Regions from separate parts of the Homo sapiens genome. Here region 2 is linked to region 1. The links are chromatin loops, found by intact Hi-C in ENCODE. Cell type or tissue: PC-3. All regions are shown on one strand. Links, peaks and the distances in the headings refer to the core of each region. The heading gives the core; the rest is flanking DNA. Region 1 overlaps RNF180 (ring finger protein 180). Region 2 overlaps RNF180 (ring finger protein 180).

The links. Peaks named below come from ENCODE experiments on the same cell type or tissue, not always from the same donor. Only the 100,000 strongest peaks of a DNase experiment are listed, where the experiment ranks them.
Region 2: it touches region 1 in a loop (6-fold over the local background); 4 of 110 quality-filtered maps call a loop at or near these places.

What each region holds. Positions count from the first base shown.
Region 1 is chr5:64,222,257-64,239,082 of GRCh38, forward strand. All of the region lies in intron 5 of RNF180 (ring finger protein 180), which reads left to right. Among named protein-coding and RNA genes, the nearest start is that of RNF180, 65 kb to the left of the region's middle. In PC-3, for the core only: CTCF peaks have their summits at 7,119 (motif pointing right) and 7,320; a DNase peak (open chromatin) is centred at 7,115.
Region 2 is chr5:64,337,893-64,354,718 of GRCh38, forward strand. All of the region lies in intron 7 of RNF180 (ring finger protein 180), which reads left to right. Among named protein-coding and RNA genes, the nearest start is that of RGS7BP, 160 kb to the right of the region's middle. In PC-3, for the core only: a CTCF peak has its summit at 9,611 (motif pointing right); no DNase peak of the experiment used is centred there.

The sequences.
Region 1 (16,826 bases), core at 3,916-11,915:
AGAACTAAGCATGAATTCATACTTCCAGCTATGTTTTTTTTTAATTATACTTTAAGTTTTAGGGTACATGTGCACAATGTGCACGTTAGTTACATATGTATACATGTGCCATGTTGGTGTGCTGCACCCATTAACTCATCTTACAACAAAAGGATATAAACCAACATCAGCAAAGGGAGGGGGTACATGGGGGTGAAATCTGGAGGAAACCAGGTGCAAGCTTCCAAGAGTTCTCGCCCCATGGAGTTACACAGAATGTGCTAAATTCCCTCAACAGTAAGTTATGACAACAGGTGTGAAATGCTGTGCACCAGGAAGGTCATTATAGACTCAGTAGCTAAGGTTTTTATTGGGAGCTGGTCACATAGGTACCCACTGTCTGACACATACCAAAATTCCAAACTTCTGGAAGGAAAACAGGTGTTAAGCATAAATCACATTGTAGTTTGGGCACAGTGAGTCACTATTATCAATTAGGATGATGGGAGCTCTCCCAAAATTCAAGTTTCTGGATGACACAAGGGCCAGCCTTGTAAATGAAGACAAATATGCTATGTTATCTCTTCTCTGCACATGAGTTTCGGGGAGGAAGACTACAGAGATAAAATGCCATTCTTTATTAGAAGAATACATACTATCAACATGAGTTATCACTGTTGATGTTAACTTGAGAATGTTTTGTAACAGAGGAAAAATAATTGTCACACTTACATATCCCTTACATTAGTTTTCTATTGCTGCTATAACAAATCACTATAAACATTGGTTAAAATAACACAGTTTTATCATCTTATAGTTCTGAAGGTCACAAATCTGAAAATGGGCCTTGTGGGGCTGATATCAATATGTTGACAGGGTAGTATTTCTTCTGGAGGCTCTATAATAGAATCTGTTCCTTTCTTTTTCCAGCTTCTAGAGTCTACCCTCATTTCTTGGCTTGTGGCCCCCTTCCAGCCATATGGCATCACTACAACTCCTATTTTCTTTCATCACATCTTCTTTCTGACCCTTTAAGGACCCTTGTGATTACATTGGGTCTACCTGAATAATCCAAGGTAATTTTCCCATCTCAGGGTCCTTAACTTAATCATAGCTGCAAAGTCCCCTTTCCCATGTAAGGTAGTACATTCACAGGATCTTAGATTAGGACCTGGACATCTTTGGGGAGTCATTATTCTGCCTGCCTCACCTTTCTGGATGCCAGTTATTTTTCTGAGTGCATTATTTCATTTAATTTGACACAATTTTAGAGATAATTTCTATTATTATCCCTATTTTATAGATGGAGAAACTGAGTCTCTGGTTAAATAACTTCCCTAGGCCTACAAACCTAGTATGTGATAATAGACCTGTGTCCCAAAGTTTGTGCCCTTAACCATTATTCCACAGCCTTTCAAGAAAGAAAGTTTTTCTCCCACATATTTTATCTTTTTTTTTGATGATTCAGAAAACATTTTACTATCATATATCTTTATTCTTCATTCATCCTTTCCTTCATGTAACTAATGATCACTTGGTAGTTTACTCTTTGCCAGAAACTGTGTCAAGTATTGAGGATACAACAATGAATGAAATATCATCGCTTCCTGGAAATGGAAGTAGAGGGGGGGAGACACGTGAATTTCAGTAATCATTTTCTTGGGTATTTGCAGAAATGCCATATTGTAGAGAATTTTGGACAGCAGTTTACTTAATATGGGATTGCTTTGGCCAAGACCTTGAGATGCAACTGCGAATTCTAAAGTAGTCACAAAGGAGCAAGCATGATTGGCTCTGTTAGATTTTCTTCAGTTGATCTAGGTTGGGGTGTGTGTGTGTGTGTGTGTGTGTGTGTGTGTGTGTGTGTGTACATACATATTTATATCTCAAGTTATTCCAGGGTCAAAAACTATTGAAAGGAAGAGAGGTAAACAAAAGGAATTTAAAGAGGTTTAGACTTGAGTTGATAGAGTCCTTGACAAAGGATTTATTAACAGCAGCAAAGAAAATTCTGATGGATGTTATAGAGGGAAAGACAGCTGATTTCAGTGGTTGCCAGGCCAACAAAGGTAGATAAAGAACCATACTGGGAGAGAGAAAATATTTTGATCCTATGCTGTCCAACACCTAATATAGGCCCTGGCAGTAAAATGGTATAAATATTTATGTCCAAGTAATGTTTAGTTCATTTATATAGCTTTTCTTACCCTGCTATTGAGAGAATGAGAGTTTTGATTACGAGCAAGGGGGAAAGAGAATGGGAGGGAGAAGTTGTAGTGGTGAGGTGATGACAGCAGGTTAATATTTAATGAGCTTTATTGTATGCTAGGTACAGTGGGAGGTATTTTACTTGCATTACCAGATTTACATGAGCTACTAGGTCACTGGAGTATAGGAAAGGTCTGAGAAAAGAGCACTGACGTCCTCAGGCACTGGGGGGAAATGTCAGTTGGGAGGTAGGAGAACAGCAAAGATGCATGCTGTCTTTCCCAAGTGCTGTGGTTTGAACATGTCACCTCCAAAATGCATATGTTGCCTATGTGATAGTATTCACAGATGGGGCCTTTAAAGGATAATTAGGCCTGAGGACTCCTTCTTCATTAATGGAATTAAAGCCCTTTTGAAACAGGCTGTATACAGTGTTCGGCTAGCTTGCTCTCTTACCCTTCCACCTTCTGCCATGTGAGGATGCAGCAAGGAGGCCTTCACCACACCAAATGCTGGTCCCTTGACCTTGGGCTGCTGGCCTCCCAAACTGTGAGAAAATCATTTTCTTGTCTCAATAAATTACCCAGTCTTGGGCATTCTGTTACTAGCAACCCAAAAGGAATAAGATGCTAAGTTTTATGTAAAGCCAGCTTGTTAGGGGAAAAAATCAGAATCATCAGCTAGTCTCAGAGTAGTAACACACACAGAAAACTGGAACTAACCATTTTGGTCTGAGCTTAGTGCTAGCTGTGTTTGATGAATAGAACTAGGTGATGGCTTCAGCTCTTTTGGCCTTACGCATAGGAAAAACTATCTTTTTTTCATTCTAAATCTGCACATTTGGCCCGGCCGCCCCGTCTGGGAAGTGTGGAGCGCCTCTGCCCAGCCGCCCCGTCTGGGAAGTGAGGAGCGCCTCTGCCCGGCCGCCCTGTCTGGGAAGTGAGGAGCGCCTCTGCCTGGCCGCCCATCGTCTGGGATGTGAGGAGCGCCTCTGCCCAGCCGGCCATCGTCTGGGATGTGAGGAGTGCCTCTGCCTGGCCGCCCTCCGTCTGGGAGGTGAGGAGCGCCTCTGCCCGGCCGCCCTTCGTCTGGGAGGTGAGGAGCGCCTCTGCCTGGCTGCCCCGTCTGGGAGGAAGTGAGCGCCTCTGCCTAGCCGCCCTGTCTGGGAGGTGAGGAGCGTCTCTGCCCGGCCGCCCCGTCTGGGAAGTGAGGAGCGCCTCTGCCCGGCTGCCCCGTCTGGGAAGTGAGGAGCGCCTCTGCCTGGCCGCCCCGTCTGGGAAGTGAGGAGCGCCTCTGCCTGGCCACCCTTCGTCTGAGATGTGAGGAGCACCTCTGCCCAGCCTCCCTTTGGCTGGGAGGTGAGGAGTGCCTCTGCCCGGCCGCCCCGTCTGGGATGAAGCGAGCGCCTCTGCCCGGCCGCCCCGTCTGGGAAGTGAGGAGTGCCTCTGCCCGGCCACCCCATCTGGCCACCCCATCTGGGAAGTGAGGAGCGCCTCTGCCCGGCTGCCCCGTCTGGGAAGTGAGGAGCGCCTCTGCCCGGCCGCCCCTTCTGGGAAGTGAGGAGCGCCTCTGCCCGGCCGCCCCGTCTGGGAAGTGAGGAGCGCCTCTGCCTGGCCGCCCCATCTGGGAAGTGAGGAGCGCCTCTGCCTGGCTGCCCCATCTGGGAAGTGAGGAGTGCCTCTGCCCGGCTGCCCCATCTGGGAGGTGTACCCCACAGCTCCGAAGAGGCAGCGACCATCGAGAACGGGCCATGATGACAATGGCGGTTTTGTCGAAAAGAAAAGGGGGAAATGTGGGGAAAAGAAAGATCAGATTGTTACTGTGTCTGTGTAGAAAGAAGTAGACATAGGAGACTCCATTTTGTTCTGTACTAAGAAAAATTCTTCTGCCTTGGGATGCTGTTGATCTATAACCTTACCCCCAACCCCATGCTCTCTGAAACATGTGCTGTGTCAACTCAGGGTTAAATGGATTAAGGGCGGTGCAAGATGTGCTTTGTTAAACAGATGCTTGAAGGCAGCATGCTCGTTAAGAGTCATCACCACTCCCTAATCTCAAGTACCCAGGGACACAAACACTGCTGAAGGCCGCAGGGACCTCTGCCTAGGAAAACCAGAGACCTTTGTTCACGTGTTTATCTGCTGACCTTCTCTCCATTATTATCCTATGACCCTGCCACATCCCCCTCTCTGAGAAACACCCAAGAATGATCAATAAATACTAAAAAAAAAAAAAGAAAAAATTTTTGTTGTTTTAAGCCACATTTGTGATATTTTGCTACAGCAGCCACAGCACAGATATAGCTGGTAACAGAGTTCTTTAGCCTCCAAAATACAAGCCTGGGGTAAATAACTATTGAATTTGGCCACATGGAAATCAGGAAGAATGTAATAAGCATCATCGATGGATGGGATGACCTGGGAGATCGTGGCAAGTTTAAAGCTAATTGGAAGTTGGCAACCAAAAAGTCCTGTCTTGCAAATTGCCAGGAAATTGCCAAGAAAACCTTTAGAAAACATGATTAAAGATGGAGAAACCCGGCTGACTCCCTGGTTTCTGAAGAGGTGCTTAGGCATTTAAATGAGACTGACGAGACTTCACACTGTACCCTTCAGAAGGGCAGACACTCACGAGATCGTCAACCACGGCTCCCTCGCTGGGAGGCAGACACAGAGCTGGAGGCAGCGGCCACAAACTAGGTGGGCAGAGAGGCGTCAGCATCGGGACTTGCAGGAGGCCCTGGGAAGGAACAGGCAGCGGTGGGGCCTGGACAGCCTTGGGGAAAGGAAGTTACTTGGAGGAGACCAGGGGCTTGCATTTGGGCCAAAACCAAGGACGAGATCAGCTGGTCCCAGGGAACTCTGGAGCCCAGCACCCCACCATGGGTGCAGGGGCCTGACAACCCAACAGAAGGCTGTGGGTACCGGGCACCAGCCTGTGGGGGGTCTGAAGGCTGCTGCCCAGCCACACATGTCCTGGTCCCGAACAAAGGGTTCAAGAGGCACCTGGAGCCCCGCCCTCCTCAGAGCAGCCTCTTAGCCTCAGCTGGTTGTTGGCCTTTGGTCACCCCACATGCCCTGACAGTGGGGCCTGGCCTCAGAAAGGGGCCCCTCCATTTGTACTTTCTATCTGATCCTTGACACAGTGCTAACACCAAAGACCAAACCCGAATCTTGGTTCACATACTCTGCAAAGAAATGACTAAGACTAGTTCTTCTGGAGGTCAGTTTTAGAACATGTTTATTCTAACTTAATTCTGCCTTATCTCTGTGCACCAAGAAAACTATCTGCACATGTGTAGTAAAATGTGAAGGTACCTTCATTTTGTTTGTACACTAAACTTTTAAGAAATATCTCACTTTTAAAATAAATAAATAAATAAAAAATAAATCTGCACATTTGGTTTTATTTACCATGTCAACCAAGATGTACACTGCCAACCTGTTTTTCTCTCTCATTGCTCCATGTCTGCCCTTACCCATTTTTAAAACCATAGTCACTTGCTGGTAGTGCTTCCTTGTCCTGCCTTGTCCCATGTGGAGATGCAAATCTCACCTACTCCTCTCACGTGTGGAGACCTTACAATATCAGCCTCCATGTGCCCCCAAACTTGGGAGGTACCTGGAATCCTCTCCTTGGCTCAGCATACCAACTGTAATTATCACCTGGGATTCCTTTTTACAAAGTAATATTTTAAAGTTAATATTTAATCTTAGAAGCAATATAATAGTGTCAGAGGGCTGAAAACTGAAAATATATGTAAGCATCAATCATTAGGAGGCCAAATTTGGTCAGGCACGGTGGCTCTTGCCTGAAATCCTAGCCTTTGGGAGGCTGACGCAAGAGGACTGCTTGAGCCCAGGAGTTCAAGGCCAGCTGGAGCAACATAGTGAGACCCCCATCTCTACAAAAAATGTATACTTAGCTGGGCATGGTTATGCAAGCCTATAGTCCCAGCTACTGGAGAGGATGAGGTGGGAGGATCGCTTGAGTCCGGGAGGTTGAGACTGCAGTAAGCCATGATGGTACCATTGCACCCCATCCTGGATGACAGAACAATACCCTGTCTCAAAAATAAAATAAAATGCCAAATTTGAGAGCGTTGTTATCTATGAAGGGGAAGGAGAATGTAATCTGGAATGCTATTAATTATGTTTTATTTCTTAAGCTGGGCAGTATTATCACAGATGTTATTTTCTGTTCTATTTTATGTCTCCAGTATTTTGTAAAACGTTAAAAAAATCATTATAAGTCATTACCCTAATATTATACCCTTTTTATTCATTTCTTGGTGCAGAAGCTTAGATCACTCACCTTTGTTCTCCTTGTAAAGCCAGAGGGAAAATCTCCAACAGACCATATAGCCAAGTATTATTTTACCTAAGAGGCCCAATTTCAAAATAATGCTTTTAAGATAATCTATCAGAATAAAAATTGAATGATAATCCATGACCAAAACTTTCTATTACTGCTTTTTTTTTTTTTTTTTTTTTTTTGAGACAAGGTCTCACTCTGTCACCCAGGTTGGAGTGCAGTGGCGTGATCTCGGCTCACTGCAACTTCTGCCTCCTTAGCTCAAGTGATCCTCTCACCTCAGCCCCCCAAGTAGGTGCAACTACAGGCACACATCACCAAGCCCAGCTAAGTTATTGTGTATTTTTTGTAGAGATGCGGTCTCACTATATTGCCCAGGCTGGTCTTGAATTCCTGGACTCAAGTGACTCAGCCACCTCAGCCTCCCAAAGTGCTGGGATTACAGGCTTGAGGCACTGCACCTGGCCTAAAACTTTCTACTAAAAAATAATTACATATCTGTGCTGTCCTGAAATATGCTATTTAGCTCTTAAATTCTGTACTTTTGTGACCCTCTCTGAAGTGCTGGTTTATTAACGGTGAAATGGATCATCTTGTTTTTCAACACTAGAGGGCACCAAATTCTCTTCTAGAGCAAAACAATCAATGTTTTCCACCAAAGAACTTCATTTACTAGGGTAGAATATGGATTGGTATATTTTCAGTCGTTTGATAACCAAAAACGTAAGAGATTTTGTGCTTTATGATAAAGGGTTTAGAGAATCATAGTAAGGCTTTCTCTTGCTATGAATCTGTCTCTAGCTAAGAATCTGTCAATGCTTTTGCTAAACTGCTTTTCAGGAACATTTATTGTATGTTTGTCCAGAGGGAATAAAACAGCTACTCTGGGTTAATGCTTGGGATAACTTATTTTTAAGGGTTAGGGTTAGACACATCGTTTATTCTGGTTTTAAGTTTCAGGTAGCATGTGCAGTTTTCTGAAAATAGGCATTTCCCCTAAATTCAGGATAAAATCAATAGCCGGTATTGTGCTTCAGTGTGAATTGGGGTGCTGGTAGAGAGGAGTGAAATGATGTTAGCTAGTAGGTTACAGTGAGCCATTCATATACATTGATGTTTAGCAGAGTTTCTTAACTTGGGTTTGATAAATCATCCTTTTATTCTTCAATAAAAGTGATTGGAACAAGGTCACACCAGTCAATGACTTCTTGTCACTAATTATACCTTTTTTTGTCCAATTAAAACATTTAAAGATATTTTTGCATTGTACATTAAATTATTTCTGGTTGCTGAATTTTTCTCCTTTTATCTCTAGCCACAACAATGGGTAGTCTATTTAGGTTGTCTAATCTGTAGGAAATACAAATGAGGCAACTTCTATAAAGCAGCAGCATAATCCAGTGAGATAAATGCCAAGCATGTATTTTAAGGAAATGAAGGTACTAGCACTCTCTGTGTACTTTGATACTATGTTCATTTGCTATTGCCACTGTCACAAATTACCACAAATTAAGTTGTTTAAAACACACACATTTATTACAGTTCTGTAGGTAAGAAGTTGGAAATGGTTGTCATTGGACTAAAATCAAGGTGTTAGCAGGATTGCATTTCTTTCTGCAGGCTCCAGGGGAGAGTCTGTTTTCTTGCCTTTTCTGGCATCTAGAGTCTGAACCTTGGCTCATACAAAACTTCCATATTCAAAGCCAGCAGTAGCTGGTTGCATCTTTCTCACAATGTCATCTCTTTGTTTCTGACTCTTGTGTCTTCTTTTTCCTCATTTAAGGACCCTGTGATTACACTTGGACCCACCCACTTCAATCATGATAATCTCCTTATTTTAATGTCAACTAGTTAGCAGCCTTAATTCCATTTGCAATCTTAATTCCCCACTGCCATTTACAGGTTCCAGAGATTAGGATGTGGGCCTCTTTGAAGTGGGGAGGGAAATATTATTCTGCTTACCACAGATAGTTTTGGTGGAATTCTTGAGTCAGGCCAACCTTGAAAGAGAAGAGGTAGCTACTATTTACAGGTCTTGACAGCTTCTAGAAAAATTAGTGTTTTCTCTAACTTTCTTTGGAATTTCCACATTATTCACTTCTCTAGTTTTTCTTGGGGTTCTGAAAGTGAGTATGGGTTCTAGGAGGTATAATTCATTAATTATGTATCCACCATTAGTATCATAATTTGACATAAATGATCAGATTGGTCCATTGGGTCTTGCCTAAGTAGCATAAAGGGCAATTAAGTTTAGATGGCAGAGCTGGATCAAGAAAGGTAAAAGGCACAAGGCATTGTTTGAAAAGGTTCAGTGGGCTCTGAAAAGAGAAAGCTGCATGAAAGCAAGGGCTGCTTAGGTAAAAGGTATGGCACTAAAGATAATATTGACCTACCTCACAGTGTTGCCTGGAGCCAATCTGAGTAAAGAAACATTAGACAATAAATCACATCTTCTTGGTACATAAATAACACATATGTAGCACAAAGCTATGCCAAGATCTTCAGACTGCTAGGGTCCATTTCAGTCCATAGAAATAATGGCATTCACAGACTAGAGGTTTATTAATGACAAAGACAATAGATTTCATTTGGGATGCCTGTGTGTGTGAGGTTTTTACACTTACTAATGAGCAAAGTGCCCTGAAAATCCAGTTTTCCTCATGTTATTTTGAATAAACTAAGTATATGTGCCACACACTCTTTATTTATCCTCAAATGGTGCAAATTTAATGAAAACTGGATGCCACAAACTTGCTGAGTTTGATAAGGAAGAGTTGTGCTCTCTTTCGGTTAATTCGTTAGTTATATAGGTCCCAAATCATTATGCGAAATATTGAAGCCAGAAGTTTGAGTTAGCCTTTAAACTTTAATCAGTAATAGTTTGGGGAATAGTGTATGTTGTGACATGTTTAAGATTCTCTTCTTACTCAGAAGCTAATTGCTGAATTTTGCTGTACCAGCAATCTCTGGAGAATTCTGTGCCATCTCCTTGATGCAGTGCTATCATCTCACTTATATTAGGTGAATGCGTTTATTATTGGGGTTAAGCTTAAGGAAGAAAGAAAATAAAGCAGTGTTCCAGAGCAAAAAGCTTTTGCAGCCACTACAGATATTTATGAGTCAAAGAGTAGTGCTCCCCTTAGCACACTTGAAATTATAGGAAAATGTTCCTTTATTTTAAGTGACCAGTCTTTGTGTTAGGCTATTTTGCTTTTTAGTAACACTTAGATTTTATTACAGTTTTGGACTACACACTTGAGAAGTCAAAAGTCTTTGACTGCTTGATTGGCACCTAATAGTAACTGTTGTCATACTAAGTGCCAGACGTTTCCTGTCTATTAGATAGTAATAAATACTGAGAATGTAATGGCTTCACCTTTATAAGGGTCGCAGAGCATAAGGGTTTATATTTCTAGCCTTTTGAAAGAGATTTACCTTAGGAACATATTTAGGGAAGAGATGGATATTTTAATCTCTTTGGATTGGTTTCTTTATGCCTTAAAGGAATGTGTAGTGCAGTGGTTCTCAAATGTTCATCTGTGGACCAGCTGCATCAGAATCACTAGGGGAGTTTTTTTACAATTTCTGCAGACATTGTAAGTGTTATAAGTCTGGGATAGGCCCCAGACAGTTTTTTTGTTTGTTTGATTCAAGGCTGGAGTGTAGTGGTGTGATCAGAGCTCACTGCAGCCTTGAACTCCTGGACTCAAGTGACCAGACAATTTGTATAAGCACGCTGGTTAATCCAAGTGTGTAGCCAGGCTTGGTAACTCTTACATGTTTGTTCAAAAGTTTAGGAGAATATTTCCTCCTTTATGTTACTAGACTAATGTCTGTCAAAAGTCATAAGATTGATATTGAAGAATGAAAATGAATAAACCTTCTTAAATGGTATGCCACCTCTAAAGGATTGACTTCAAAAATATTTTTACGTGGGAGTCAAAAGAATGGCAATAATGATAGATAATAACAGCAGTAGTAACAAAAACAATAAACATTTACATAGTGTCTACTGTGTGCCAGGTACTGCTCCAATCCCTTTGGATATATTATTCACTCAATGTTCAAGGCAGCCTGTAAGGTGTTTACTTTATTATTGCCATTTTACAGATGGAAGTTAGATATTTTGTCTGGGGTCACCAAACTAGTAAGTGATGAAGCTTGAAATCAAACCTTGGCCATGAGGCTTAAGAAGTTGTGCTCTTAACCAATATGCTCCATCCTCTGCATATCTCATGATTTGGTTATGCTGTGGAGGTCCATAATGAGAAGCAACATAGTTAAGTTGGCTTAAACCATGGGCTTTTGAGGCAGACACTGCACAGCACTGGCAAAGGAATCATTTAGGTGAATTAATTACCCTTTCTGGGGCTTAGTTTTCTCATCCAAAAAAATGGAATGTAAAATATATTACTATAAGGTTGTTGGTAAGACTAAATTAAGAAATGTTTACAAAATGTTGAACACATGGATCTTACATAAGTACCCAATCATTGGTAGCTATAATTATTTTAAGTGTTAAAGCATTAGACAGTCAAGAAGCCTAAAAAATGAAAAATTATTGGCAAACAGGACTGTCTAGAATGCATTGGCAGGTTAGATTTCAGCAGTTATAGGACTGTGTAGCAAATACAACAGCCAACATAAATAATTTTAAGGAAGCTAGAAATGAAAGAAATTAAAAATTAACGAGAAATTAATTACCATTGAGAAACATAATTACAAATGACAAAAAGGGATGGCTTTTGCTTATGGACTATATACGTACATTCTTTCCTAATTATCATGGGAATTGTGTGCAAGCCACTGAGAAGAAGCTATAGACCAATGTGTATTGAGTAATATACGCCAAAATCTATGAAGGAAACTGATAGGATTGGGAGCTGGAAGAAGACAAAAATTTGGCCACTGTGCCCATGGAGTAGCCATTGTTTTATTCCTTTACGGCCCTAACAAACTTGCTTTCACTTACTCTGGGGACTTGCCCCAGATTCTTTCTTGTGCGAGGTCCATTTAAAAGAAAAAGAAAAATTCAATAACCTTTCTGAAGATTGCAGAGTCACAGAGTGTTAGAACTGGAAAGGAACACTATGCCTGGTTCTTCTTCACTGCCACTAGAATTGAGACCCACTGCCCTAAATAATTTCCTAGTATTCCAGATGAATGCCCTGGTCTGGTTCAGAAAACTTATCATACTACATGGCTTGTAAGTTGGAGAGAGGCAGTATAATATATTGGAAAGAAAGTTAGAAATGTCAGTAGTTTGATATTGGAGTCCTAACTCCCCTGGTGATTTAGCTGTATGCTCTTGTGCAACATGCTTAATTCAGCTGTCTTGGTTTCTTCTGTGTGTTTACTACCTTGTCCACAGAAACTAAGAAATAAATCTCATTTTTTTTCCTGTTAAAAACGAATTAAAGTTTACTAACCAAGCACAGTGGCTCACGCCTATAATCACAGCACTTTGGATGCCGAGGTGGGTGCATCACTTGAGATCAGGAGTTCAAGATCTGCCTGGCCAACATGGCGAAACCCCGTCTCTACTAAAAAATACAAAAATTAGCTGGGTGTGGTGGCATGTGCCTGTAGTCCCAGCTACTCAGGACGTTGAGGCAGGAGAATCGCGTGAACCCGGGAGGCAGAGGCTGCAGTGAGCCAAGATCGCGCCAGTGCACTCCAGCATGGGCAAAAGAATGAGACTCTGTCTCAAAAATAAAAATAAATAAAGTTTACGAACATGATCAGTGACAATACCATGACCTTAGGCTTTCTAATTCATAGTCTTATGTGGCTGAGCTTTCCAAATGGCAGTTACCCGTTCTTTTTTTTTTTTTTTTTTTTTTTTTTTTTTTTTTTTTTTGAGAAGGAGTCTCACTCTGTCGCCCAGGCTGGAGTGCCGTGGCGCCATCTTGGCTCACTGCAAGCTCCGCCTCCCGGGTTCACCCCATTCTCCGGCCTCAGCCTCCCGAGTAGCTGGGACTACAGGCGCCCGCCACCACGCCTGGCTAATTTTTTGTATTTTTAGTAGAGACAGGGTTTCACCGTGTTAGCCAGGATGGTCTCGATCTCCTGACCTCATGATCCACCCTCCTTGGCCTCCCGAGGCGCTGGGATTACAGGCGTGAGCCACTGCGCCCAGCTACCCCTTCTTATTTTACCTTAATTCTACATAATGTTTTTGTTTAAGATATTCCTTTAAAGGGCTATGCCATAATGTTAAGCAAAAAACAAAGCAGGGGACTGGTGGGGTAGCTCACACTTGTAATCCCAGTACTTTGGGAGGCCAGGGCAGGAGGATCACTTTATCCCAGGAGTTTGAGACCAGCCCTGGCCATGTACCAAGACCCAGTTTCTACAAAAAAACAAAAATAAAAAAATTAGCTGGGCATGTTGGCCTGCACTGTAGTCCCAGCTACTCAGAAGTCTGAGGTGGGAGGGTCACTTGAGCCTGGGAGGTCAAGGCTGCAGTGAGCCATGGTTGTGCCACTGCACTCCAGCCTGAGCAACTGGGCAAGACCCTGTCTCAAACAAACAAACATAAAACACCAAAGCAGGCTATATGAGTATCTTTACAGATAATTAAATCATTGATCACAATCAAAAGAATTGCAAGAAAACATATCAAAGATTTACAAAGATCTTTTTTTCTACTAAATACTTAAAATAAGCATGAATTTCTTTTATTACAATAAATAAACAACACTGTTTCCCCTTAGGATAAATATATACATTTGCCAAGGTAGCCATACTCTCAGATGGGTTTTCACATTCATTTTGTGAAAATAGCTATTCTCATACTGATACTAGATCCACCTACAATTCCAAAGTTTTCTAGGATAGACAACACCGTATTGAAGTTCTTACCACTTTTCCTGAATTTCTATCTAAATTCCAAATCTCATCTCAAATTGTAATCCCCACGTGGGAGGGGATTACAGGGTGGGACCTGGTGGGAGGTGATTGGATAATGGGAGTGGATTTCCCCCTTGCTGTTCTTATGATAGTGAGTGAGTTCTCACAAGATCTGGTTGTTTAATGTGTCTGGAGCTTCTCCCTTCTTTCTCCTGTCACCATGTAAGACATGCCTTACTTCCCCTTTACCTTCCACCATGATTGCAAGTTTCCTGGGTCCTCCCTAGCCATGTGGAACTGTGAGTTAATTAAACATTCTTTCTTTACAAATTACCCAGTCCCAGGTAGTACATTTATAGCAGTGTAAGAAAAGACTAATACAGAGAATTGGTACGAGCAGAGTAAGGTACTGCTATAAAGATAGCCTGAAAATGTGGAAGCAACTTTGGAACTGGGTAATAGGCAGAGGTTGGAACAGTTTGGAGGGCTCAGAAGAAGACAGGAAGATGTGGGAAAGTTTGAAACTTCCTAGAGCCTTGTTGAATGGTTTTAACCAACATGCTGATAGTTATATGGACAGTGAAGTCTAGGCTAAGGCTGAGTTGGTCTCAGGTGGAGATGAGGATCTTACTGGGAACTGGAGTAAAGGTCACTTTTGCTATGCTTTAGCAAAGAGACTGGCAGCATTTTGCCCCTGCCCTAGAGATCTGTGGAACTTTGAACTTGTGAGAGATGATTTATGGTACCTGGCAGAAGAAATTTCGAAGCAGCAAAGCATTCAAGAGGTGACCTGGTTTATTCTGAAAGTGTTCAGTTATATGCATTCACAAAGAGATGGTTTGAAATGGGAACTTATGTTTAAAAGGGAAGCAAACTATAAAGATTTGGAAATTTTGCTGCCTGACCATGTGGTAGAAAAGAAAAACCCATTTTCTGAGGAGGAATGCAAGCCCACTGCAGAAATTTGCATAAGTAATGAGAAGATGAATATTAATAACCAAGACAATGAGGAAAATATCTCCACGGCACGTCAGAGATCTTTGTGGCAGCCCCTCCCATCACAGGCCCAGAGGTCTAGGAGGGAAAAATGGCTTCGTGAGCCATTCCAGGCCCCCTGCTGCTCTGTGCGGCTTCAGGCCTTGATGTCCTGTGTCCCAGCTGCTCTAGCCCCAGATGTGGCTAAAAGGGGTCAAGGAACAGCTCAGGCTGTTGCTTCAGAGGGTGAAAGCCCCAAGCCTTGGCGGCTTCCACATGGTGTTGGGCCTGTGGGTGTGCAGAAAAGAATTGAGCTTCGAGAACCTCCACCTAGATTTCAGAGTATATATGGAAATGCCTGGATGTCCAGGCAAAAGTCTGCTGCAGGAACATAGCCCCCATGGAGAACCTCTACACAGGCAATGCAGAGGGGAAATATGGGGTTGGAGCCCCCACACAGAGTCTCCACTGGAGCACTGCCTAGGGGAACTGAGAAGAGGGCCACTGTCCTCCAGACCCCAGAATGCTAGATCCACTGACAGCTTGCACCTTGAGCTTGGAAAAACCACAGGCATTCAGCGCCAGTGTGTGAAAACAGACACAGGGGCTGTACCCATTAGATCCACAGGAGCAGAGCTGCCTAAGGCTGTGGGAGCCCACTCATTGCATCAGCATGCCCTGTATGTGAGACCTGGAGTCAAAGGAGATGTTAGAGCTTTAAGATTTATTGACTGCCCGGCCAGGTGTCAGGCTTGTATAGGGCCTGTGTCCTCTTTTTTTTTTATTTTTATTTTTGGCCAATTTCTCCCATTTGGAATGGGAACATTTACCCAATGTTGTACCCCAATTGTATCTTGGAAGGAACAAACTTGTTTTTGATTTTATAGGCTCATAGGTGGGAGGGACTTGCCTTGTCTCAGATGAGATTTTGGAATTGGACTTTTGAGTTAATGCTGGAATGATTTAAGACTTTGGGGGATGGCTGGGAAGGCATGATTGGTTTTGAAATGTGAAAGGGACATGAGATTTGGGAAGGGCCAGAGGCAGAATGATATGGTTTGGCCGTGTGTCCCCACCGAAATCTCATCTCAAATTGTAATCCCCACGTATTGAGGAAGAGATTGGGTGGGAAGTGATTGGATCATGGGGGTGGATTTCTCCCTCACTGTTTTTGTGATAGTGAGTTCTCTTGAGATCTGGTTGTTTGATAAATGTCTGGCACTTCTCTCTCTCTCTCTGTCTCTCTCTCTCTCTTTCTCTTCCCCACCAACCCCGCTTTCACTCTCCTGCTGCCATGTACAATGTACCTTTCTTCCCCTTTACCTTCCTCCATGATTGCAAGTTTCCTGGGGCCTCCCTAGCTATGTGGAACTGTGAGTTAATTAATCCTCCTTTCTTTACAAATTATCCAGTCTCAGGTAGTATCTTTATAGCAGTGTGAGAACAGACTAATACAGTCTATGAACTTGACGAGTTTTAGATACCTCATATAAGTGGAACCATACAGTATATGACTTTCCATGACTGGCTTATTCACTTAGCATAGTGTTTCAGTGTTCAACCATGTTTTTGCATATTGCAACATTTCCTTCTTTTTTTAAGGCTGTATAGTACCCATTATATGTTTATCCCACATTTTCTTTATGCATTAACCTGTTAATGGACATTTGGGTTGTTTCCACAAGTTGCCTAGTGTGAATAGTGCTACAGTGAACATAGGAAATCTAATATCTATTTGAGATCCTGATTTTAATTCTTTTGGAGAAATACTCGAGTGGGATCACTGGATCATATGGCAGTTCTATTTTTATTATTTAAAGACCCTTTATACTCTTCTCTATAGTGGCTATACCATTTTTCATTATCATCAACAGTATGCAGGGGTTCCCTTTTCTCCACACCCTCACTAACATTTGTTGTCTTTTGGTTTCTTTTGGTAATAGCCATTCTGATAGGTGTGAGGTGATATCTCACTCTGGTTTTAATTTACATTTCTCTGTTCATTAGTGACATTCAAAATTTTTATATACCTGTTGTTCATTTGCATGTCTTCTTTGGAAAAATGTCTATTCAGTCCTTAGCCCATTTTTAAATTGGGTTATTTTTTACTACTGAGTTGTAGGAGCTCCTTATATACTTTGGAGATTAACCCCTTATCAGAGATATGGTTTGCAAATATGTTCTCCCTTTCTATAGATTACCTTTACACGCTGTTGATTGTTTTCTTTGCCGTATAGAAGTTGTTTGAGTTTGATTAGTCCCACTTATTTATTTTTGTTTCTGTTGCCCATGCTTTTGTTGTCATATTCATGAAATCATTCCTAAGGAGACCCTGAAGTTCTTAACATTCAATAATCTCATTTCATCACTCTGAGATATTAGTTTAACCATGAGGTGGATGAAATGGCTAATAATTTTGAGGAATAATTTTATAATGATGATTCATGCTTTATGGGTGTTTTGTCTGATTTTGCTTTTGGAAAATTTATCATTTCTTC
Region 2 (16,826 bases), core at 5,951-13,950, 120 kb after region 1:
TCCAATCTATCATTGTTGGACATTTGGGTTGGTTCCAAGTCTTTGCTATTGTGAATAGTGCTGCAATAAACATACGTATGCATGTGTCTTTATAGCAGCATGATTTATAGTCCTTTGGGTATATACCCAGTAATGGGATGGCTGGGTCAAATGGTATTTCTAGTTCTAGATCCCTGAGGAATCGCCACACTGACTTCCACAATGGTTGAAATATATTGATATTGGTATGTTGTTATCATATTTAACAACCTTACGAAATTGTCTTATTAAGTCTAATTATTTATAAGGTTTTTGTGGCTTTCAGTGAAGACAATATTAAATAAGGACAATTTTATATCTTTCAATTTAATGCATATGCTTTTTTCTCTTTGCACTTACCAGACTTTCTGAGCTAGGACTTCTATTTGATTTTGAACGGAAAAAGTAATCATAGCATCCTGATTTTAAAAGGAATGCTTTTGGCTGGGCGCAGTGGCTCATGCCTGTAATCCCAACACTTTGGGAGGCCGAGGCAGGCGGATCACGAGGTCAGGAGATCGAGACCATCCTGGCTAACACGGTGAAACCCCGTCTCTACTAAAAATACAAAAAAATTAGCCTGGCGTGGTGGCGGGTGCCTGTAGTCCCAGCTACTCAGGAGTCTGAGGCAGGAGAATGGCGTGAATCCGGGAGGCAGAGCTTGCAGTGAGTGGAGATCGCGCCACTGCACTCCAGCCTGAGCAACAAGGCGAGACTCCATCTCAAAAAAAAAAAAAAAAGTAATGCTTTTAATATTTACAAATAGGTATAATTGTTGCTCTGTATTCTTGGTAAGTACCCTTCATCAGGTTTTAAGAATGTTCTCTCATCTGTTCCTAATTTCTAATGCCTGTAGTTTTTCTTAAATGGAGTTTAATTTTGTGGATGTTTTTTCAGCATTTCTTGAAATTATCATACGGCTTTACTTCCTCAATTTGTTAATGCACTGAATCATATTAATAGATTGTAATTGATGTTCTAATGTTAGGACATTAGAACACTGCTAGATTTGGTTTGCTAATATTTTGTCTCAGAATTTTACTTATTTATGAGTAAAATTGTATTTATTTTTTATACTGTGTTTTGTCAATTTCTTCCTAAGTTTATATATCTTTTTGCTGAGAATTTTTTTTGTGTCAAATTTGTTAGCCTTTGTTTATAATATTTTAATCTGTCTTGTATATCTAGTTATGCTCTTTGAATTCTGATTATCTACTCATTTTTCTGTGATGTTGCTGAGTATTTGTCAATTTTATTATTCCATTTAAATTACCAAATTTGAGAATTGTCTATTGTATCTTTGTTTTTATACATTCATTTCTGTTCTTTATTAAATCCTTTCTGTTACTGTCTTTGGATTTATTTTGTTATTTTTATACCATATTAAGGTGACTTTCTAAGTCAGTTTGCATCCTTTTTACTTTCTTTGAATTATTACTTAAGGCTATAAATTTCCCTTCATCACTTGTAGTATTTTTTATTCTTCATTTCTAATTATTTTTTATAATAAACCACACAATCACATACTGGTTGGATCATCTTGATTAAAAATAACAATTGTACAAAATCAGGTTTGTATTGGAAAATTAGCACCTGTGATTTCAAGTTATACCACACTATTTCATATAAGATGCCATCTATGCAACATTAATAGGTTCCCTAAGAAATTTACTTCTCAGCTTGGTTTTCATGGTTGGTAGATGGAAGTAAGGTGGAAAGGGGGATCTTATGGGAAAAAAATAGACATTCCCATATACGCCTTTGGCTTCACAAAATTAGTGGGTTTTTTTTTTTCACACACACACAAAATTGCGAAGACAAACAGTTACAGATTTTCCAGCCAAAGAAGCTTGTATAAAAGCTTGAACTCAGGCATAAAACTAGCTAATACTTGTCCTTTTCACCCTATGAAGTGTCTTACATAATCAATAAGTAAGCAGACGTTTTAAATTTTTTTCTTCTTACAAATACATATTTCATGTATTAACACATAAAATGGGTAATAAGAAAAGGAATGGAAATAATCTAGATAAATGTGAGCTATCACTCTTTAATCTCTTATCAGATACTAGTTGCATGGATGACTCTGTCAATTGTAATTCCTTTCCCTGAAATACCTACCATTTTCAGGCATTTAATCCTCAGTTTATTTGAACAGTATCCAACTGATATGGTTTCCATCTATGCTATGTTAATTTATTCCCTGAAAAACCATTCATATATATAATTACATGCATATGTATACACACATACACACACAAAGCAATGTAGCAAAGAGGTTTCACTAAAACATTTTTGCAAAAAGTTCTACATTGTTGAATTTCTTTTCTAAACATACTCAAGTCAAAGGAATTTTTAACAAGAATTAAAAATTCCATGTTTTAATTTTACTCACTGTAACAAAAACATGCAGCTGAAATGTAGGTGTCTGATATATATTTATGACAATCCATCCATTTTTCATGAAAGCCTGGAGAATTATTTTATTTGGTCATTAGTTTGCCTGAAGGTGTTAGATTGGTGCTGCAAGTTTAAACATGCTCAGTATAAATCAAAGAACTCCACATGGAAAAGAATGATTATCTCTAATAGAAAACAAAACAGTACATGCTCACACAGCATGAGTGTGAATATAACGCAGAAATCCACCTTCTCAGAAAGTTGGAGGTAAGTCAGAGAAAATTTAAAATATGCTGTAGACATGGGACTGCCTTGGAGCTGAAAGGTACATTAACCCTTACATTTCCTCTGAAACTGGAACAATTTTGTTCACAAGATAATTTTTTGAAAAGGCCTGCAAATTCTGAACTTGTTCTTTTTAGCAGAATCAGGTTCTATTTTTGTTACACAGTTTACTTATGAGTTTAGAATTTCAGAAGCCTTTTGCTTCTATATTAAGTTCATGACCCAAATGACTTATAATGCAAATTGTACATTTTGTTCAACTATCACCACTTCATAACTTATTTTAAAAATTATGAGCAGTGTTTCATTCTCTCCTTTCCTCCCTCCCTCTTCCTTTACCTCCTTCCCTCTCCCTTTACCTACTCTTTCCCTCTGACTCTTCCTTTTGCACACACACTCACAATTTTTAGTCTTTTCATTATTTCACATATATAGAACTTGCTTGTTAATTCCATATGAAATTGGATGTTGGTGGGATATGATGCCTTCATTTTAAAACACTTGCATTTATAAAAGTGCACATGTATGCTTGTGCATTAAAAATTCAACCAGTAACCACAAGACTTCTGAAATTAGCTCAAGAAATAAATTCTCCTGGTGTGAAAGCGTGGTGGCCACATAGTCCTGACCTTGGCCCAGAGCTCACAATTTTAATAATGTGTCCCAAAATAATGCTTTACCTAACTACCCTAAGGAATAAATGACACCAAGTAAAAGTGTTCAAAGATATAATAAGATGACTGATACTGGATTTTTTTATCCTTTGAGAAGAAAGGGCAGAAAGGAAGTGAAGGAGCTCAGCATAGCTCTTAACTCAAACTGGACTGTTGATATCAATAAATGGTGTCATTTAATTAAAAGAAAAGATTTCAGAAATGTTCAAGTGTTCTAAAGTTTGATCACTGTGTGACTACCTTGTTGGGGCCATGGGCAATGTATGTACTCATTGTGAATCATTCTGGGAAACTGTGGTCAGTCTGGTATAGAATATGAAGATTGAGTATGTAGGCCTTAAGTGAGATGATGGAAAACCTACTCCATTTCTGCGAGACCTCATGGTAGGTTTAGATTTATCCTATTCTACAATCATGAAGAGTAGAGTACTCTTGGGGGTGATGGTGGATACTCACTCCTGGGACACAGAGGTGAGCAAGGAGTACAAAGGTATCCTGAGGATGAATCCATGTCAGTGCAATGGCTGCAGGTTATTCTTGATGTTGTGTCATACCTTTTATACCAAATGATCAAAAATGTTATGAAAAGTTATAGCAGATCTGATCTATACAACATTTGAGACACAGTAGCAAAAGGTAGCTCAGGGCTGTCCTCTTCTGCTTCAACACTAGAAGAGTAGAAATCTCATTTGATCAGCAGCAGCAAAGATGGAAATGGCAGATCAGGAGGCCAGATTAGAGGGATGAATGTGACCTGATTCTGAGTACAACGAGAAAACAACCACAGAACCCTGAGAAAGAGCAGGGACAGATATAAGTCAAGTATATTACTTCTGGCAACAACAGGAGTGGGAATTTCTGCTTCTGAGTAGGATATAGTAAGTGGTGGCAAGCGATCACTCTCAGTGGCAATAACTGGGGGGAAATTATAAGTTACAAAAATCACATTTACAAACAAATTTGAGATATATGGAATTGAAGACTAGGTGAATTAAAACTCCAGTATGATCAGAGCCCCCTAAGAAAGCTAATATTGCCAGCTCTTTGCTTTACTGGAAGTATTTTCTGAGTCTGAGGATTAGTCTAGCCATGGGCAGAGGACTCTATGAAGGGGAATAGAAATCAGCAGAAGTTTTGATAACCATAGAGACTGACATGTCGGATTGGAAGAGGAGTCCAAACATATAGCCGATTTTCTACATGAGACATTTGCTGAGAGCTTTGGGAGTAAAAAAGGCTTAAAAAGTTGGCTAAAAAAGACAGAATGAAATCTCTTGTAGTCTCAGAGTTTAGGAATCAAGTTATCCTACAGGGAGGGACCTATAACAGATACATAATAAGAATCCTCCTTAAGATATATCTCATATTTTAAACCTATATAGGATGGATGGCTAAAGAGAAACATCCACAACCTCTGAAAAGCACAGCTTTCAGATTAGAAGAGCTAGGGACCTTATAAACTGTTAAGCAAAAAATGCAGAGAACCATGCTGTAGTAGGGAGTCCAGACCTGAAAAACAACACACTAAACACTAAAAATTTTCTGCAGTCCCATTGTGAACTCCGTAGTGCTTTGGAGATAAAGTCCCATTAAAGAAATGAGGCAGCAATAAACACAGCGTAGGTCATGTGTCCTTAAGACGTTTGAAATTAGATTGAGTATAATGAAAGTACAACCTAACTTCAAACCCAACCCTGCTTATTAATTGTTAGATTGAGGGGATGAGTCTCTCACTCTGTCTGCCTGACAAAAGAAAGGTCCAGTCCTCTCTGGAGGGAAATATCAACTTCAGTCTCCATGGATCTTTCATACAATAAAAAATTATGATATATGCAAAAGGTTAGGAAAATGTGACCACTCATCAAAAAAGAAAGTACAAAATAGAAACACATCTCCTCTTTGATCTAGATGTTGGGGTTAGCAGACTTTAAAATATCCATTAGGAAAAAAGTGTTAATGAAAATAGAGAAAAAGAATAGATAAAAAGGTAAAAAACTGCCAATAGAAAATAGAAGCTATAAAAAAAGAATAAAACAGTCTGGGACTACAAAGTGCAATAGCTGAATTAAGAACATATGATATGGCTTTAACAGCAGACTATGTGGGATATAATCTGTTGAATATGTGTAATTGGAGACCCTGAAGGAACAAGAAGGGAATAGAAAAATATAGCTGAAGAGCTAATTGTCAAGAATTTTCCAAAACTGAAGACAGACATCAGTACCTATTGATAAATCTCAGCATAGCCTAATTAGGATAAATAGAAAGAAAACCATATCTAGAGACATCATCTAGAGCAGCCAAACTGCTGAAACCCAAATATAAAGAAAAAAATCTTAAAAACATCTAGAAAAAAAAGTTACCTTCCAAGAAGCAAGGATGACTGACTTGAACAGGAACACCACAGGACCAAATGGTGGAATAACATCTTTAATGTGCTCATGGAACATTAAACATGCTGTTTAATGGCTTACTGCTAACCAAGAATTCTTTATCCAGCAAAAATATCCTTAAAAAATGAAGGTGAAATAAAGACATTTCAGGTATCCAGTAGACCTACACTACAAGAAAAACTAAAGGTAGCTCTTTAGGGCAAAAGGATCCTAGCTGGAAGCACAGAACTTTAGCAAGGAAGGTCTACTGGATACCTGAAATGTCTTTATTTCACCTTCATTTTTTAAGGATATTTTCCAAAACTGAAGACAGACATCAGTACCTATTGATAAATCTCAGCATAGCCTAATTAGGATAAATAGAAAGAAAACCATATCTAGAGACATCATCTAGAGCAGCCAAACTGCTGAAACCCAAATATAAAGAAAAAAATCTTAAAAACATCTAGAAAATAAAAAATGTAAACATTAAAAATTCATACTAAAATAGATTGGCAGATGGGTTAAGAAAAACAAGAACCAATTATATGTTGTTTATAAGAGATGGCATTTAAATATAAAGGCACAGAAAGGTTGGAAGTATAGAAAATTATATATATGTAAACAGTAATCAAAAGAAAGCAGCTGTGGCTATGTTAATGTAAAAAATTAGACTTTAAGTGAACAGGAATTATTGGAGAAAAAAGGAACATTTCATGGCAATAAAAGAGGCAATTCCATAGGAAAACATAAAACCATAAATTTGTATGCAACTTAAAGTTTCAAAATATATGAAACAAAGGTTGATAGAATTAAAACAAGAAATAGAAATAAATCTACTATCACACTTGGAGATTTCAACACATCTATCTCAGGAACTGCTAGAAAAAAAAACACACACAATGATGGTGTACAGGATCCTTCACCTGTGAAAAATAGTGGCTAATCTGAAAGTTTGGGGCTTGTGTTATTAGCAGCGGTCTCTGTGTTCAAAGTCAGTGCTTTGGAGTGGAATTGCCTATTCTTTTCCCCTTCACTTCTACTTCCTGTACTGTAGCACAGTGGTTGCCTTTCACTTTCTGAACCCAGGAAAGGCCTCTTTTAGCCAATTCACTGTTCTCATTCTCTTCTGCTTGTTACAGGTTAAATAATAGTAACCTGTCATACATTTCTGAATTCTGCTTCATCTGTGCAGCTGAGTTGATTGAATAAATGGACTGAGACTTCCAGTCTGTAGGCTTAGTTCTGTGTCTTTATTTATATGGATCCCAAGATGAAGAGTAGAGAAGGGAACAAGAAGCCCCTCCTTCTTCAAGCCAGTTTACCCGTAAGCCTTGTGTTTGGGGGATTACTAGTGATTGCCTATATTAATAAAATCAGTGTTTTGTTTCTCATTTGGCTAGTGATCCATTCATCAGAATCTAAATAATGCAATTTGCAAGGTATAACTTAAAAATGTATAGCCCCTAAAGGGCTTCTAGCCCACCTCATCATAGAGAATTATCCACCTGAGTTTATGCACCTCCAACACTCTTCTAATTTAGGAAAGCAAGGAGAGCTTTGAAATCGGGGATCCCATACTGCCCAACTCCAGGAAGCACCTTTGGCTTACTTATATATGAAGGGTGCCCTCTGGAGCTCCGCAGTGCACAGCAGAAGTGTCCGTATATGGCACTCTATGTCTTATCCTCTTTCCTAATAAATGGTTTCTACTTAGTTTTGGCTTCTTGATCCTGAGGAATGCCTCTCCACTGGGAAAGATAACTATCCATAGGGGTATTTCTTGGTCTCTGGCATAACTTTATCAGGAAATACCATAATAACCCCAACACTGATATAAGAGAAAAATAATGGAGAGATACCCAGTAAATAAAATATGTTTAAAATGTATTAATTAAAGATGGATTGAAGAGATGCAGTCTATAGTCTAAGCAATTTCTTAGTGAAATTTTCCACAATGTTCAGATCTAAATGATTTGAAAGCTAGGATTTATCTTTAAAGGCTGGGCCACTTCCAATCAACCACACTCACAGCACCTGTCATGACAGATGTAAAAAGGAACACATTATAAACAATTTGCTGTTCTTCATGTAAGTTAAGGATTGGATAATTATCTAATATAACTCACATTACTGACCAAAACCTACTATTATGTCTGAGCCATTATTCTGAATACATGTAAATCTTACAAATTTATTTTAGATCCAAAAAAATCCTTAAATTTGGAAGGAATTTTTGTTCTGATTTTTTATGTGTGTGAAGTACAATTATATTGGCAGTTAAAATATTTTTCAAAATGACATAAAATAACCAGCTTCTAGGAAATTACAGTTTGCAATCATTGATTTTTTTTTAGGGAAAGTAAAATTTGAATTTCTCAGATTAATTTCAAATCAATCAAATGAGCATTTAGTTTGATGATACTAATAAAGAGGTAAAGAACTCCAGGAGAGATAACCATCAGCATTCATAATCTTAATCTAAAATTTCAGGAATTGGGCTTCCCAAAATAGAGCAACTACAAAATAAGACCATTATTATGAAACAGAACTTTTCATCTTATCTTGGAAAATTCCAAGGTCCTCAACTCACATTGGCAGATGGAAAAAAAATATTCATGACATGAGGGAAGATAAGAGCTAAGGTTTGGTTTGTTTTTTTTTGAAACAAAAACAATTCCGGCTACTAGTTTCTATTCTTCTTTTTTTCTTTTCTTCTTTTTTTTTTTTTTTTTTTTTTTTTTTCTGAGAGAGTTTTGCTCTTGTCACCCAGGCTGTAGTGCAGTAGCACAATCTCGGCTCACTGCAACCTCCACCTCCCAGGTTCAAGTAATTCTCCTGCCTCAGGCTCCCAAGTAGCTGGGATTACAGGTGCCTGCCACCATGCCCAGCTAATCTTTGTATTTCTAGTAGAGACGGGGTTTCATCATGTTGGCCAGGCTGGTCTCAACGTCCTGACCTCAAGTGATCCACCCGCCTCGGCCTCCCAAAGTGCTGGGATTACAAGCATGAGCCACTGTCCCTGGCCTAGTTTCTGTTCTTTCATATTTACGACCTTGACTAAGTCCCAATGCCCAGGCCATATCCCAGACCAATTAATTCAGTATCTCTGGAGATGGGTCTCAAACATCAGTATTATTTAAAGCTCCCCAGATGATAACTATGTGCATCCAAAAAGTCAAGTTTATGATTACACTGCTCTAAAAGATGATAGGACTTGGGAACGTAAGAATAGAATTGTGGACTCAGAATGGAAAGGTACCTTGAAAGATTATTTTGTTTATTCTCTGACTTGTTTATTTTCTGCATATCTGAACTATGATGAAGAATGAATTAATCAGAAGAAATGCAATGTTATAAATAAAAGAGACGAACAGTGTTTGCCTTATACCGAAATAAAGTTAACTCTGGCATATAATGATACTTTAATAGTGCATGGCTATTGTCCATTTGTTTTGTATAGCATATGCAAGTTTGGTTGGAAACTACAGTGCAAATTTAAGAAATCTAAGTAATTGTACAAACTGGAGTTTAGCCAATATGCTGAGAACAACAGCACCCTGGGGAAATCACCATGGGATTTGTGAGACCACAAAATGTTTATAGTACTTCAATACTGTATTCAAGGCATTAAATTTATTTGCCTTTTTTCCAGTCTATAAAAAATTACATTCAAAAAAATCTGTAAAACAAGAGGAGTGGTTTAAAATGGATATCAAGGTAGTCCCAGAAGAAGAAAAGAAATTCCAAAAAGTAAGGTTACAACTATCTGGAGAAGAGGGAAGGGGCAGTTCCAACTTCTTTCTTTTAGGGACTTGAGGAGTATGTTAATGATCAGAAGACAAGCTTAAAAGTGTCAGACCTTTTTTGCCAGCTGGTGGAGCTACTACCATGATTTACCATCCCATAACTGTAGCTGCATTTTTCATTGTTGCAGTGCACATGAAGTAGGACATATTTATTATGACTTAAAACAGATTAATATTAAATGAGATATATACTCATAAATTTCAGCAGCTATTAGAGCATTCATTAAAATAGGATAATATGAAATGTTTTAATATTTACAGATTTATAATTTGCAGTTAAAACCTTGCAAACAACTGAGCAGTTTAGAAGTTGAAATCTTTGCCTTTACGAGTGTCAGGACTGTGTTATTAACAAAAGCAGCTTCAAATGTTATTCACTCAAAAATAAAGTGTTGCAGAAAAACTTCATAACTATGCTGGCAATGAAGTGGTTTTTGTTGGCAAAATCTTACTCTACATAAATGTTTTAGCTTTGCTAAGATTACATTGTAATAATTCAAGATTTTGTTGAGAAATAATAGATACCACTATTTTGTGAACAAGATCATTATTTTGTTAATAATAAAGGTGCTACTCCATTATAGTATCACTTAAAATATGTATCTTATGCATTTCTGGTGCACTGAAATATTGTATAGGTAGCTGGATATAATGCAAGGTTATATATAAATAATAGATTTTATAACATAAATCTAAAAATATTTCATTTTGTTCTATTAGGTTTTTCTTCAATACTACATATAAATATCCTTTTTTTCTAATAGCAAAGAGAGAAAACAATAATACATGCCACAGGTACTGTGTGTTCTTTCGTTACTTTTTTCTGGCCTGAGAAAATGAAAAGCTATAGGATAATTTCTAAAAACATTTCAAAGAGAACTTAGAATTTCAATGACTTGAAAAAGCCTTGAGTTCACTGTGAAACTTATTCTTTCAAGTTATTTTATTCTGCATTCCTTAGAGTCCTAAGAATTCACACATAAAGGATAGGTTAATATTCACTTTTAAAAGAGATTATACAAACAACTGGTGGCCATATAGGAGATTTTTCAAGCTGAATCTGATAATACAACTTCCTTTCAAATGAGCACTGATTTTGTTGGAAACACAAGCAGCAGAGCTTTGAAAAGATAAGACATAGTTGAAGCAATAGCGATTTTTTTTAATCCTCAAGAGAAAATCTCTCAACCTGATAAAATTTTTTTCTAAATTGAATTGTCATTAAATTAATGGAGTCTGATGTTTCTGAACAATATTTCCTGTTGGGATGATATTTAAAATATTAAGTACTAGTAACAAAATCTATATGTAAGTCTAAAATTATAAAACAGATTTTTTAGTTCTCTAAATGACTATTTATAAAACTGATTACCAAATGATATAACTTATTATTCAGCATGTCAAGGAATTTTTACTTGTAGATTTAGAAAGTATAGCATTATTTTGATATTAATATTGCTACTTAAATGATACCTTGTCTGAGACATGATCTAACAAGCGAGGTTCATCCAATAAGCTTAAGATTTTAACTACCTGTGAGTCATTTTCTCCTTAATTCCTTGTTTTGTTTAAAAAAGATTGCTAAATAAGTAACCTCTAAAGTGTTTCCTAAAAGGACACCTGTTGGTCAATTCTAACCCAACACTGCTTGCTATAAAACCAAATCAACACTGCTGAACATTTAGCATACATAACCAGAAGTAAATCCTCCCATTTCTTACATCAAAAAAGTCCCCTTATATTTCCAAATGTCTGTCACCACCATTCCTTGAGAAAAACTGAGGTTACAAATAGACATAAACATTAATGAGGGTTGCTTATTCTTTTAATGCCAAAGAAAGGATTTTGTTGTTGTTGTTGTTAACTTCATTTTTTTTGTATTTTATTGATACTTTTGTTTTAATAAAGTTTTTAATTGCCATTGTAATAATAATAAGTTATGACAGGCTAGTCTTCTTTCTTTTTTTTTTTTGAGTTTCTATTACTTTTTTTTATTATACTTTAAGTTCTAGGGTACATGTGCACAACGTGCAGGTTTGTTACATATGTATACATGTGCCATGTTGGTGTGCTGCACCCATTAACTCATCATTTACATTAGGTATATCTCCTAATATGCTATCTCTCCCCCCTTGCCCCCCACCACACCATGACAGGCCCCAGTGTGTGATGTTCCCCTTCCTGTGTCCAAGTGTTCTCATTGTTCAGTTGCCACCTATGAGTGAGAACATGCGGTGTTTGGTTTTTTGTCCTTGTGATAGTTTGCTGGGAATGATGGTTTCCAGCTTCATCCATGTCCCTACAAAGGACGTGAACTCATCCTTTTTTATGGCTGCATAGTATTCCATGGTGTATATGTGCCACATTTTCTTAATCCAGTCTATCATTGCTAGACATTAGGGTTGGTTCCAAGTCTTTGCTATTGTGAATAGTGTTGCAATAAACATATGTGTGTATGTGTCTTTATAGCAGCATGATTTATAATCCTTTGGGTATATACCCAGTGTATTTCTAATTCTAGATCCTTGAGGAATCACCACATTGTCTTCCACAATGGTTGAACTAGTTTACAGTCCCACCAACAGTGTAAAAGTGTTCCTATTTCTCCACATCCTCCCCAGAACCTGTTGTTTCCTGACTTTTTAATGATCACCATTCTAACAGGTGTGAGATGGTATCTCACTGTGGTTTTGATTTGCATTTCTCTGATGGCCAGTGATGATGAGCATTTTTTCATGTGTCTTTTGGGTGCATAAATGTCTTCTTTTGAGAAGTGTCTGTTCACATCCTTTGCCCACTTTGTGATGGGGTTGTTTTTTTTCTTGTAAATTTGTTTGAGTTCTTTGTAGATTCTGGATATTAGCCCTTTGTCAGATGAGTAGATTGCAAAAATTTTCTCCCGTTCTGTAGGTTGCCTGTTCACTCTGATGGTAGTTTCCTTTGCAGAAGCTCTTTAGTTTAATTAGATCCCATTTGTCAATTTTCGCTTTTGTTGCCATTGCTTTTGGTGTTTTAGACATGAAGTCCTCGCCCATGCCTATGTCCTGAATTGTATTGCCTAGATTTTCTTCTAGGGTTTTTATGGCTTTAGGTCTAACATTTAACTCTTTAATCCATTTTGAATGAATTTTTGTATAAGGTATAAGGAAGGGATCCAGTTTCAGCTTTCTACATATGGCTAGCCAGTTTTCCCAGCACCATTTATTAAATAGGGAATCCTTTCCCCATGTCTTGTTTTTGTCAGGTTTGTCAAAGATCAGATGGTTGTAGATGTGTGGTATTATTTCTGAGGGCTCTGTTCTGTTCCATTGGTCTATATCTCTGTTTTGGTACCAGTACCATGCGGTTTTGATTACTGTAGCCTTGTAGTATAGTTTGAAGTCAGGTAGCATGATGCCTCCAGCTTTGTTCTTTTGGCTTAGGATTGACTTGGCAATGCGGGCTCTTTTTTGGTTCTATATGAACTTTAAAGTAGTTTTTTCCAATTCTGTGAAGAAAGTCATTGGTAGCTTGATGGGGATGGCATTGAATCTATAAATTACCTTGGGCAGTATGGCCATTTTCACGATATTGATTCTTCCTATCCATGAGCATGGAATGTTCTTCCATTTGTTTGTGTCCTCTTTTATTTCATTGAGCAGTGGTTTGTAGTTCTCCTTGAAGAGGTCCTTCACATCCCTTGTAAGTTGGATTCCTAGGTATTTTATTCTCTTTGAAGCAATTGTGAATGGGAGTTCACTCATGATTTGGCTGTTTGTCTGTTATTGGTGTATAAGAATCCTTGTGATTTTTGTACGTTGATTATGTATCCTGAGACTGCTGAAGTTGCTTATCAGCTTAAGGAGATTTTGGGCTGAGATGATGGGGTTTTCTAAATATACAATCATGTCATCTGCAAACAGGGACAATTTGACTTCCTCTTTTCCTAATTGAATACCCTTTATTTATTTCTCCTGCCTGATTGCCCTGGCCAGAACTTCCAACCCTATGTTGAATAGGAGTGGTGAGAGAGGGCATCCCTGTCTTGTGCCAGTTTTCAAAGGGAATGCTTCCAGTTTTTGCCCATTCAGTATGATATTGGCTGTGGGTTTGTCATAAATAGCTCTTATTATTTTGAGATACATCCCATCAATACCTAATTTATTGAGAGTTTTTAGCATGAATGGTTGTTGAATTTTGTCAAAGGCCTTTTCTGCATCTATTGAGATTATCATATGGTTTTTGTCTTTGGTTCTGTTTATATGCTGGATTACATTTATTGATTTTCGTATGTTGAACCAGCCTTGCATCCCAGGGATGAAGCCCACTTGATCATGGTGGATAAGCTTTTTGATGTGCTGCTGGATTCAGTTTGCCAGTATTTTATTGAGGATTTTTGCATCAATGTTCATCAGGGATATTGGTCTAAAATTCTCTTTTTTGTGTGTCTCTGTCAGGCTTTGGTATCAGGATGATTCTGGCCTCATAAAATGAGTTAGGAGGATTCCCTCTTTTTCTATTGATTGGAATAGTTTCAGAAGGAATGGTACCAGCTCCTCCTTGTACCTCTGGTAGAATTCGGCTGTGAATCCATCTCATCCTGGACTTTTTTTTTGTTGGTAGGCTATTAATTATTGCCTCAATTTCAGAGCCTGTTATTGGTCTATTCAGGGATTCAAGTTCTTCCTGGTTTAGTCTTTGGAGGGTGTATGTGTTGAGGAATTTACCCATTTCTTCTAGATTTTCTAGTTTATTTGCATAGAGGTGTTTATAGTATTCTCTGATGGTAGTTTGTATTTCTGTGGGATCAGTGGTGATATCCCCTTTATCATTTTTTATTGCATCTATTTGATTCTTCTCTCTTTTCTTCTTTATTAGTCTTGCTAGCAGTCTATCAATTTTGTTGATCTTTTCAAAAAACCAGCTCCTGGATTCATTGATTTTTTGAAGGGTTTTTTCTGTCTCTATCTCCTTCAATTCTGCTCTCATCTTAGTTATTTCTTGCTTTCTGCTAGCTTTTGATATGTTTGCCCTTGCTTCTCTATTTCTTTTAATTGTGATGTTAGGGTGTCAATTTTAGATCTTTCCTGCTTTCTCTTGTGGGCATTTAGTGCTATAAATTTCCCTCTACACACTGCTTTAAATGTGTCCCAGAGATTCTGGTATGTTGTGTCTTTGTTCTTATTGGTTTCAAAGAACATCTTTATTTCTGCCTTCAAAGAAAGGATTTTAAAGTAAGATATATTTGTGTATTTAGAAAGAATAGATAAAATGATTTTTTAAAATAGCTGTCTTCTCAAAAAACAATTTGTTTGGAATTTTTTGATATAAAATATCAGGCTACTGAAGGAAGATTTTTGAATTTTCTTAAAGTTTGAAATACCTGAAATTCACAGTACTGTCATAGATACATAAACAGAAACTGGCTGAAGACTCAGCTCCATCACATATGTAACCCATGGCAAATGAATTAAACTCAAAGCTACGGCCTTCTTTTTTTATTTTTAATCTGTAAAATGGGGGAACATATCTATCCTAAATGACTGTTAGTTATGATCTAATATAGTCTGTTCCACAACCTAAATAAGACTCTTTGATGTATTTCCTGACAAAATATAAATTTGTAATATATTACACATTAGGTTAAATTTAAAAGTTAAAATCTCTAGGCTATATTTGCTGTTAAAACTTTACCAATGAATTTAAGTTTTTAATACATAGATACATAATTATAAATAGACTAATTGGTAATATCTAGTTTATTCTGTATTCCATATTAACAGAAGAAAAAACCTTTTCTGTTTATTACAGAAAAACTAAGTTTTGCTTCATTCATGTGGAAAAAATCCTCAATTTTGAATATAAAATGACTATTAGAAAATGTAATAGAACATAAACTGAATGCTATTAAAGTAAAACAAATAAACAAAAATTAGAGATTGTATTTACCTCAATCTTGGAAGGCAACCGTTCAATCAAAACTAATATCACTAATTGATTGCATAAGTGCTGTTTGCTTATCTTTTTAATAGAAAAATTGCCTTCTGGTATTTATTATGTTAATATATGTATTCTGGAAACAAAATAAGAAATAAGTCGTATTTAGCCTAATTGTGTCCAATTTGAAATAGTATAACATAAACCCAGAATTCATGAGTATAAATATAAATGTATGTTATATAACCTAATGTCAAGTATTATAGCCCTATTAACTAAGGAAAAAATTGAAATATGTAAATCTGTGTTTACTTTTGATATTTAAAGTCATGCAAGTTAAAAAGACATCGTAGTACCACAAAGTAAGTCTTGATACATTTTAAAAGATTGAAGCAATACAAAGTATCTTCGCTGACCGCATAGAATGAAGCTAGAAATCCATATAGAAAGAAAACTGAAAAATTCACTAATACGTGGAAATTAAAAAACACACTCAAACAACCAGTTGGGTCAAAGAAGAAAGCAAAGCACGAGGGAAATTAGAAAATACACTGATATGAATGAAAACAAAAATATGGCATACCGAAAATTTACAGGATCCAGCAACAGTAGTGCTAAAAGGGAATTTTATAGCAGTAAATGCCTCCATTAAAAAAAGAAGAAAGCTCTCAAGTCAACATAATTTTATACTTTGAACTAGAAGAATCAGCACTCTAAACCCCAAGCTAGCAGAAGGAAGGAAATAATACATGATTAGAATAGGGATTAATGAAATACAGAATAGAAAAATAGAATCAACAAAACCAAAATTTGGTCAGGAAAATATCAAAGAACTGGGCAAGCTTTTACCTACACTGACAAAGATAAAAGAGAGAGGATGCTTAATAAATAAAAAACAGTGGAGACATTACTACCACTTTTACAGAAATAAGGATTATAAGAGAATACTATAAGCAATTATATACCAAAACTTAGAGGACTTAAGTAAATGCACAAATTTATAAAAACATACAAATTATCTGAACTGAATCTAGAAGAAATAGAAAATCTCAACAGAACTATAACAAGTAAAAAGATTGAATCAGTAATCACAAACTTCCCAAGAAAGAAAAGTCCAGGACCAAATAGCTTCACTGATGAATTCTGCCAAGTATTTAAAGAAGCAACACCAATCCTTCTCAAACTGTTCAAAAAAAAAATTGAAGAAGAAATACTTCATGATTCATTCTATGAGGACAACACTACCTCAGTATGAAAGCCAAAGTTATCACAAGAAAAGAATTATAGACCACTATCCCTTTGGAATATAAATGCAAAAATTCTCTGCAAAATACTAACAGATTCTAATAGCA